Linked DNA regions of Homo sapiens: region 2 is linked to region 1. A link is a contact called in ENCODE Hi-C or POLR2A ChIA-PET data. All regions are on one chromosome and are shown on one strand. Each heading gives the region's core, a stretch centred on a gene start or an enhancer-like site at or near the end of the contact. The rest is flanking DNA. Distances are from core to core; before and after follow the strand shown.

Region 1 (3,617 bases), core at 597-3,096:
TACAATGTGTGCCACTATGCCTGGGTAATTTTTTAATTTTTGTAGAGATGGATCTCACTATGTTGCCTAGGCTGGTATTGAACTCCAGGGCTCAAGCAATCCTCCTTCCTTGGCCTCCCAAAGTGTTGGGATTACAGGCGTGAGCCACTGCACCCAGCCTGTTTTTTTCGTTTTTTCTTTTTTTAGACAGAGTCTTGCTCTGTTGCCCAGGATGGAGTGTAGTGGCGTGATCTCAGTTCACTACAACCTCTGCCTCCCGGGTTCAAGCAAGTCTCATGCCTCAGCCTCCCAAATAACTAGGGTGACAGGCGTGTGCCACCACACGCAGCTAATGTTTGTATTCATTTATTTATTTATTTATTTATTTTGAGACGGAGCCTTGCTCTGTTGCCCAGGCTGGAGTGCAGTGGTGTCATCTCGGCTTACAGCAACTTCCATCTCCCAGGTTCAAGCAATTCTCCTGCCTGAGCCTCCTGAGTAGCTGGGATTACAGGTGTGCACCACCAGGCCTGGCTAATTTTTTTGTATTTTTAGTAGAGGTTTCATCATGTTGATCAGGTTTGTCTTGAACTCCTGATCTGCCCGCCTTTGCCTCCCAAAGTGTTGGGATTACAGGCATGAGCCACCGTGCCCAGCCTGTATTTTTAATAGAGACGGCGTTTCCCCATGTTGGCCAGGCTGCTCTCGAACTCCTGACCTCAAGTGATTCACCTGCCTCAGCCTCCCAGAGTGCTGGGATTACAGGTGTGAGGCACTTCACCTGACCTAGCCTTATTTTTAATAGAACATCCCTCATACTGGGTTTGCTATTTCCTCATGATGAGATTCAGCCTAAACTGGAAGAGCACATGAACAAACAGTGATACCATGTCATGCCTTTTTTTTTTTTTTGAGAGCTTGTTTGGAGTTTCTAGCAGGGGAGTGCAGCTACTCGTATACTCTTGGCTGAAGACCAGTCCTCCTCTATTGGGGATGGTCATCCTCTTTGACTGAGCACGCAGGTTTGCGACAGACACACATGGAGTGGTGAGGGAGGAAGGGGATACCCGCCTAGCCAGTCAGATCAGCCAAATCAACCCTGGTGAACAACGGGGTGACAGATGTCACAGTCAGATCGCCCTCACATCCAATCTTTTTTTTTTTTTTTTTGAGAGGGTCTCATTCTGTTGCCCAGGCTGGAGCACAGTGGCACAATCTTGGCTCCCTGCAACCTCGACCCCCCCGGACTCAGATGATCCTCCCACCTCAGCTTCCTGAGTAGCTGGGGTTACAAATGCGCACCACCATGCCAGGCTAATTTTGTATTTTTTTGTAGAGACAGAATTTTGTCATGTTACCAAGGCTGGTTTTGAACTCCTGGGCTCAAGCAATCTGCCTGCCTTGACCTCCCAAAGTGTTGAGATTATAGGTGTGAGCCACATGTCTGGTGGACACTGTATCCTTCTAAGGGCATCACATCCAGGAATACATGATATTCCTGTGTTGCCCATGGGTGATGTCAATTTTGAGTACCTGAGAGAACTACTGCTTCTGCTTCTGCCTATGAGGAAGTTTGAGAGTCTGGAATTACCTTCCTACTATAAACAATGAGAAAACTGGACAAAATAGAGAAAACAGCTATTTTCAGATACTAGACAATAGGCAGCACAAAACAGTGATCCATAAGAGAAGGAAAATAAATGATGTGAGTCCTACTATTACCCAGATTTTCTGTCTGGAGGCAATTTGTGAACTGCAATTCAGGGAGCACCCAAACAGAGCCTAGAAATCTTACCAAGTTGAGCTGAGAGAAATGAGTTCGAAAAGCTGAGGTTGCTGAGATTTCTGGGACAGAGTACTTGAGAGGAAGGAACTGAACAAAGGAAAAGCTCCAGAAATCTGCATAGCAGTCTGCTTGAATATTTGGCTGAATACCAACCTGTGTATGCAGAGTGAAACTCAGTCTTCTTGACACTAATCAAGAACAACTTCAAGGAAAAGAATGTTTACTATGGAGCTACTGGCCAAACAACTCCCAGAACTCACACAGGGACTAAAATTCCACCAGTTCGAATTTACACCAGTCAGAGTAGAGAGACCTAGATGAATTCACAGAGTGTTAACAGAGACTCCAAAGGAACTATGCTTTAGGAAAGGAAGCAAATTAGCCTTAGAGTAAAGGATACTCTATATTCAAAAAGAACTTAAGCAGATCACACAGCTGAGAAAGAAGAAAAAAAACAGAAATGAAAAAGAAGAACTTAAACAGGAGACTCAAAACAATCAAAACTACTGCAGACAAGAATATTAAAACAACTACTTAAAATATGCTCTACACGATCAAGAATGGAAAGGAAATCATAAACATAATGAGAGAAGTGAAAGATTTTTTAAAGACCCAAATTAAACTTCTAGAGATGAAAATCACAATATTTAAAATGAAAATTTCACTTGATGCGATTAATAGCATATTAGACACTGTAGAAGGAAATATCTGAACTTGAAAAGACAGCAACAGAATAGATTCCCACTAAACCTGTGGGACGATATCAAATACAATTATATTTATATCAAATATAACTGGAATCCAGAGAGAAGAGTCAGAAAAAAAATCTGAAAAAATCAATATATAAAAACGTTCAAAATCTGATAAAAACTAGAAACCCACAGATCCAAGAAGCTCAACAAATCCCAAGTGAGATAAACACAAATCAAAATGAAGCCCACCAAAATAAAACTGCTAAAAATTAGCAACGAAGAGAAAATCTTGAAAAGCAGTCAGAGAAAAACTGTCTCAGTGCCTTCAAGGAGGAAGATTAAATCACTTACAAGGGCAGAAGAATTAGACTGGCATCTTATTTCTGAAAAGCAAATACAAAGCAAGGTAACAGTAAAGTAGCATTATAAGAAACCCAAGGAAAGAAAGCATGACCCAAGGATTTTACATCCAGCCAAACTATTTTTCAAATATCCAAGCTAGAGAAAAAATTTTGAATATGCAAGAACTAGGGAAACAAGGTACATAATTGTAAAGTTAAGACTAAAACAAGATTAAGACCGTAGGCTTCTAGTCAGAAATTATACAAAAAAGAAGACAAAGAAAAGATATCTTTAAAATACTGAAAGAAACACATTATCACGTTAGAGTTCTATATAAGCTAGATTTCTAGATCCAATGGAAATATCTTTTAAAATTAAAAGCAAAATCCTTTTTCTGACAAACAAAATCTGAGAATACTTGCTGCCAAGAGACACGCACTGTAAGAAATGTTAAAGCGACATTCTTCATGCAGAAGGAAAAATGATACCAGACAGAAACTCAGATCTACACAAAAGAAGAGCACTTAAAACAGGAAATCATGTGGGAAAATACAAAATACATTTCTGTCTCATCTTTTAATTTCTTTAAATACACTGGACTGTTTAAAACAATAACACCAAATAATACACTTTAAATAGGTAACTACACGGTACGTGAATTTTTAAGGCTGTAAAAAAATCCTAACTACGTATTGTGGGATGTATAACATACATAGAAGTAAAATGGGCTGGGCGCGGTGGCTCACGCCTGTAATCCCAGCACTTTGGAGGCCGAGGCGGGCAGATCACCTGAGGTCAGGAGTTCGAGACCAGCCTGA
Region 2 (3,617 bases), core at 724-3,223, 280 kb after region 1:
GTGTCAAGGCATTTTTGAACAAGCAAGGGCTATCCCTAAAGTCATGAGGCAGTATTGTCCTGGTGTACCATTGGGTAATAGTAGTTTCAGGATTAGTCTACTTGAAAGGAAATAAGTTCTGAGAGTCGAAGTGCAAAGGAATACAAAAGAAAGCATTCTTATGATCTAACACTGTGAACTAATTGGTGTTTTCTGGTATTTGGTTAAGTATAGTATAAGGATTTGGCACTATAGGATGTAAGAGAATTATGACCTCGTTAATGGCTCCTAAGTCTTGAACTAGATCATATATATATATATATATATATAATTTTTTTTTTTTGAGATGGAGTCTCACTCTGTTGTCCAGGTTGGAGTGCATGGCACAATCTCAGCTCACTGCAATCTCCGCCTCCCGGGTTCAAGCGATTCTCCTGCCTCAGTCTCCCCAAGTAGCTGGGATCACGTGTGCCACCACGTTTTTAAAGCATGGCCTCCTGTCCTTCCTGTCCAAAAACCAAATGAAAAATATGGTCTAGGTTGGGTGCTGTGGCTCACACCTGTAATTCCAGCACTTTGGGAGGCCGAGGTAGGTAGATCATCTGAGGTCAGGAGTTTGAGACCAGCCTGGCCAACATGGCAAAACCCTATCTCTACTAAAAATACAAAAATTAGCCGGGCGTGGTGGCGGGCACCTCTAATTCCAGCTACTCTGGAGGCTGAGACCGGAGAATTGCTTGAACCGGGAGGCGGAGGTTGCAGCGAGCCAGGATTGCACCACTGCACTCCAGCCTGGACGACAGGGTGAGACTCTGGGGAGTGGGGAGGAGAGAATTAACAAACTATATGACACAAAGGAACAAAAATACACAAGACAGGATAAGAGAGAGGAAGGATACAGGGAGAGCTAACATACATATAGCAGTTTGAAGTCCCGGGAAAGGAGAAAAAAATGGGGAGGAGCAATATTTGAACAGATAATATCTGAGAAACTCCCCAGACTGATCAAAGACATCCAGTCACAGAGTCAAGAAACTAGGAGTCCTAGAATAAATAAGTAGAAAGCCACACCTAGCAACTCAGCTGTCAGCCTAATTGAACTTAATATGCCCTTTCTTCTCTGGCTGCCTGTAAATCACCAATTTTTCAAATGCTGTTAGAACCAGCTGTACCATCCTGCTGGGTCCTTCATTCCTGGCTTGAATGTGATCTTTGACCCTGTATTTATTTTATACTTGCGTGAGTTATGTTTTTAAACTTTTTGACAACTATACTTTGAATATACATGAAACATAGGATTCATAAGACAATACTTTTTTTTTCTTCTTGCTGTACGTTTTCCGTACTATGTTACTCTTTCCATTTTATTAAAAATAATTCTGGCCATCATCTACGAAATCTGGTCTCAACCTGCAGTTTGAAATATCCTGCCTTGGCAGACGCGGCAGGGAGGTGCGTGGAGGGAGAATTGAATTAAAAAAAAAAACAACAAAACACGAATATTTAGATTTCTTTGTTCAGCGGCCCCCCTCCAGGGATCAGATGACTGGCCCCCCTCGCTCCGAACTGACTCCGGGATCAATCCGGAAGGCCATTGGGAGAAGCCGAGGGCAGCTTAGCCACGGCCGGTTCCCGTTCCCTCCAGGACGCGAGGGTCGCCTTGGGTGGGGAACCGCGACCGGGCGAGGACCTATCCCGGTGTGGGGCTTCCCGATTTCGAAAGAATCTCGCTGCACCCCCGCCCAGAGTTCAGACCAAGCGAAAAGTTATTTGAGAGGCCTCGGGGGCGCGGGGTGAGGAGTCGTGGCGGAGGCCTTGGTCGGGGCGCCGTGGATATCCCCGAGTCACCGCGTCCCTCTCCTGCAGCTCCCGCGTCGCTGGGAGGAGCGAGGGAGCGAGCGGGAAGGGGTCTAGCTGGCCTTTGCTCGGCCCTCCCCAGCGCCCGGCTTTGAACCCGCCCTGCACTGCTGTCTGGGCGGGTCCGGGGACTCAGCACTCGACCCAAAGGTGCAGGCGCGCGAGCACAACCCATGGCTGCGCTGGGCTGCGCGAGGCTGAGGTGGGCGCTGCGAGGGGCCGGCCGTGGCCTCTGCCCCCACGGGGCCAGAGCCAAGGCCGCGATCCCTGCCGCCCTCCCCTCGGACAAGGCCACCGGAGCTCCCGGAGCCGGGCCTGGTGTCCGGCGGCGGCAACGGAGCTTAGAGGAGATTCCACGTCTAGGACAGCTGCGCTTCTTCTTTCAGCTGTTCGTTCAAGGCTATGCCCTGCAACTGCACCAGTTACAGGTAACCCGCGGGGGCATCGCGTCCTGGGGATGGGAGTGGGCACCGGAACAGAGAGGCTAGAGGTGAGAAGACGTTGGACAGAAAGTGAAGGCTGCAGGAACTCAGCTGGGGACCCACTGAGGCTATGGTCATAAACTGGAAATCAGTAGGGAGAATGGGCAAAGTGCAGACAGAGCCCTTTGAGCTGAGATAAACAGGACGAGGAAGGGCTTAAATCAGGACGGCACCAGTAAGGGGGGGATCTGGACGCCGGACTTACAGTGAGCAGAGGTTGAGGAGGGAGCTGTCTTGGGAAGAGAGTGGCAGAGGCAAATGTGTAAGCTAACGGATATTATGGAATCACTAATTCTGGGCTGATATTGGCTACCACAGACTTCTTCCAAACGAAATAACTTCAGGAGGATTATAGAAACCTCTTGGTTATTTGCAAGGTAAATTTCCTCTTAGGGGAAAACACAATGCTGCATCTCAGATCGTGGAAGCAAACTCACAGACAGTAAGGAAAAGGTACTTTTTGTTATTAAGAAATCAGTCTGAGGCCGGGTGCAGTGGCTCACACCTGTAATCTCAGCACCTTGGGAGGCTGAGGTGGGCAGATTACCTGAAGTCAGGAGTTTGAGACCAGCCTGGCCAACATGGTGAAACCCCATCTCTACTAAAAATACAAACATTAGCCGGGCATGGTGGCACATGCCTGTAATCCCAGCTACTAGGGAGGCTGAGGTAGGAGAATCGCTTGAACCAGGGAGGTAGAGGTTGTGGTGAGCCAAGATTACGCCATTGCACTCCAGTCTGGGCAACAAGAGCGAAACTCTGTCTCAAAAAAAAAAAAAAAAAAAGAAAAAAAGAAAAAAGAAATCAGCCTGTAGTCTGTGTTCAGGTTAGTGGTGTTGGGGGAGAAAACCAATGTCTAATAAGAAAGTTTTATACAGCAGAACACAGAAATGAGGCAGGGATGAACAGCTCACTGCTCACTGACAGAGACCGGAAAACCCAACACTGACCAATGTTGGAGAGGATTTAGGGAATGAACCAAAGGGGTTCATACAGGATCTATCTTCCTAATGACTATCAACAAATATGAATGCACCTACCATGTTCTAGGCATGGTTCCAAGTACTGGGATTCAGTGAGATGAGGCTTCTGCCCTCATGGGGCTTAAATGCTCCTCTGAAGAAGATGGAGGACAAAGAGATAAAGCAACAAAAAGTTAACTTCACAGAGAGAACTCTGGGGGAGAAGCTGTTCTAAGGTTGGGGAAGAGGGAGGGGGCTTCGATTCGGGGTGCCTCCACAAGGACACTTGGTTGTCAGGGACTGATAGGAGTAGGCTGGTCCTGGGCTGGGGTAGCCA

What was found. A loop is a pair of places that touch in the nucleus more often than their neighbours do. ChIA-PET counts read pairs that join two places held with the same protein, here RNA polymerase II (POLR2A).
Region 2: a loop to region 1 is called in a map with no recorded cell type, with 6 times the contacts of the local background. The contact joins the promoter of CYP27A1 here to the enhancer-like site in region 1. A Hi-C loop is called at or near these places in 1 of 37 single-sample maps with no recorded cell type. POLR2A ChIA-PET finds 5 or more read pairs at or near these places in 1 of 52 experiments (activated CD4-positive, alpha-beta T cell).

What each region holds. Positions count from the first base shown.
Region 1 is chr2:218,499,910-218,503,526 of GRCh38, forward strand. All of the region lies in intron 11 of USP37 (ubiquitin specific peptidase 37), which reads right to left. It also overlaps the pseudogene RN7SKP38. Among named protein-coding and RNA genes, the nearest start is that of USP37, 67 kb to the right of the region's middle. RefSeq lists an enhancer at 1,635-2,206. Within about 2 kb of position 1,847, at least 2 of the 41 ENCODE cell types and tissues checked have a DNase peak (open chromatin) inside an H3K27ac peak, as active enhancers do.
Region 2 is chr2:218,780,174-218,783,790 of GRCh38, forward strand. CYP27A1 (cytochrome P450 family 27 subfamily A member 1) reads left to right here and starts at 1,974. Exons shown (of 9, transcript NM_000784.4): 1 at 1,974-2,264. The coding sequence starts at 2,010.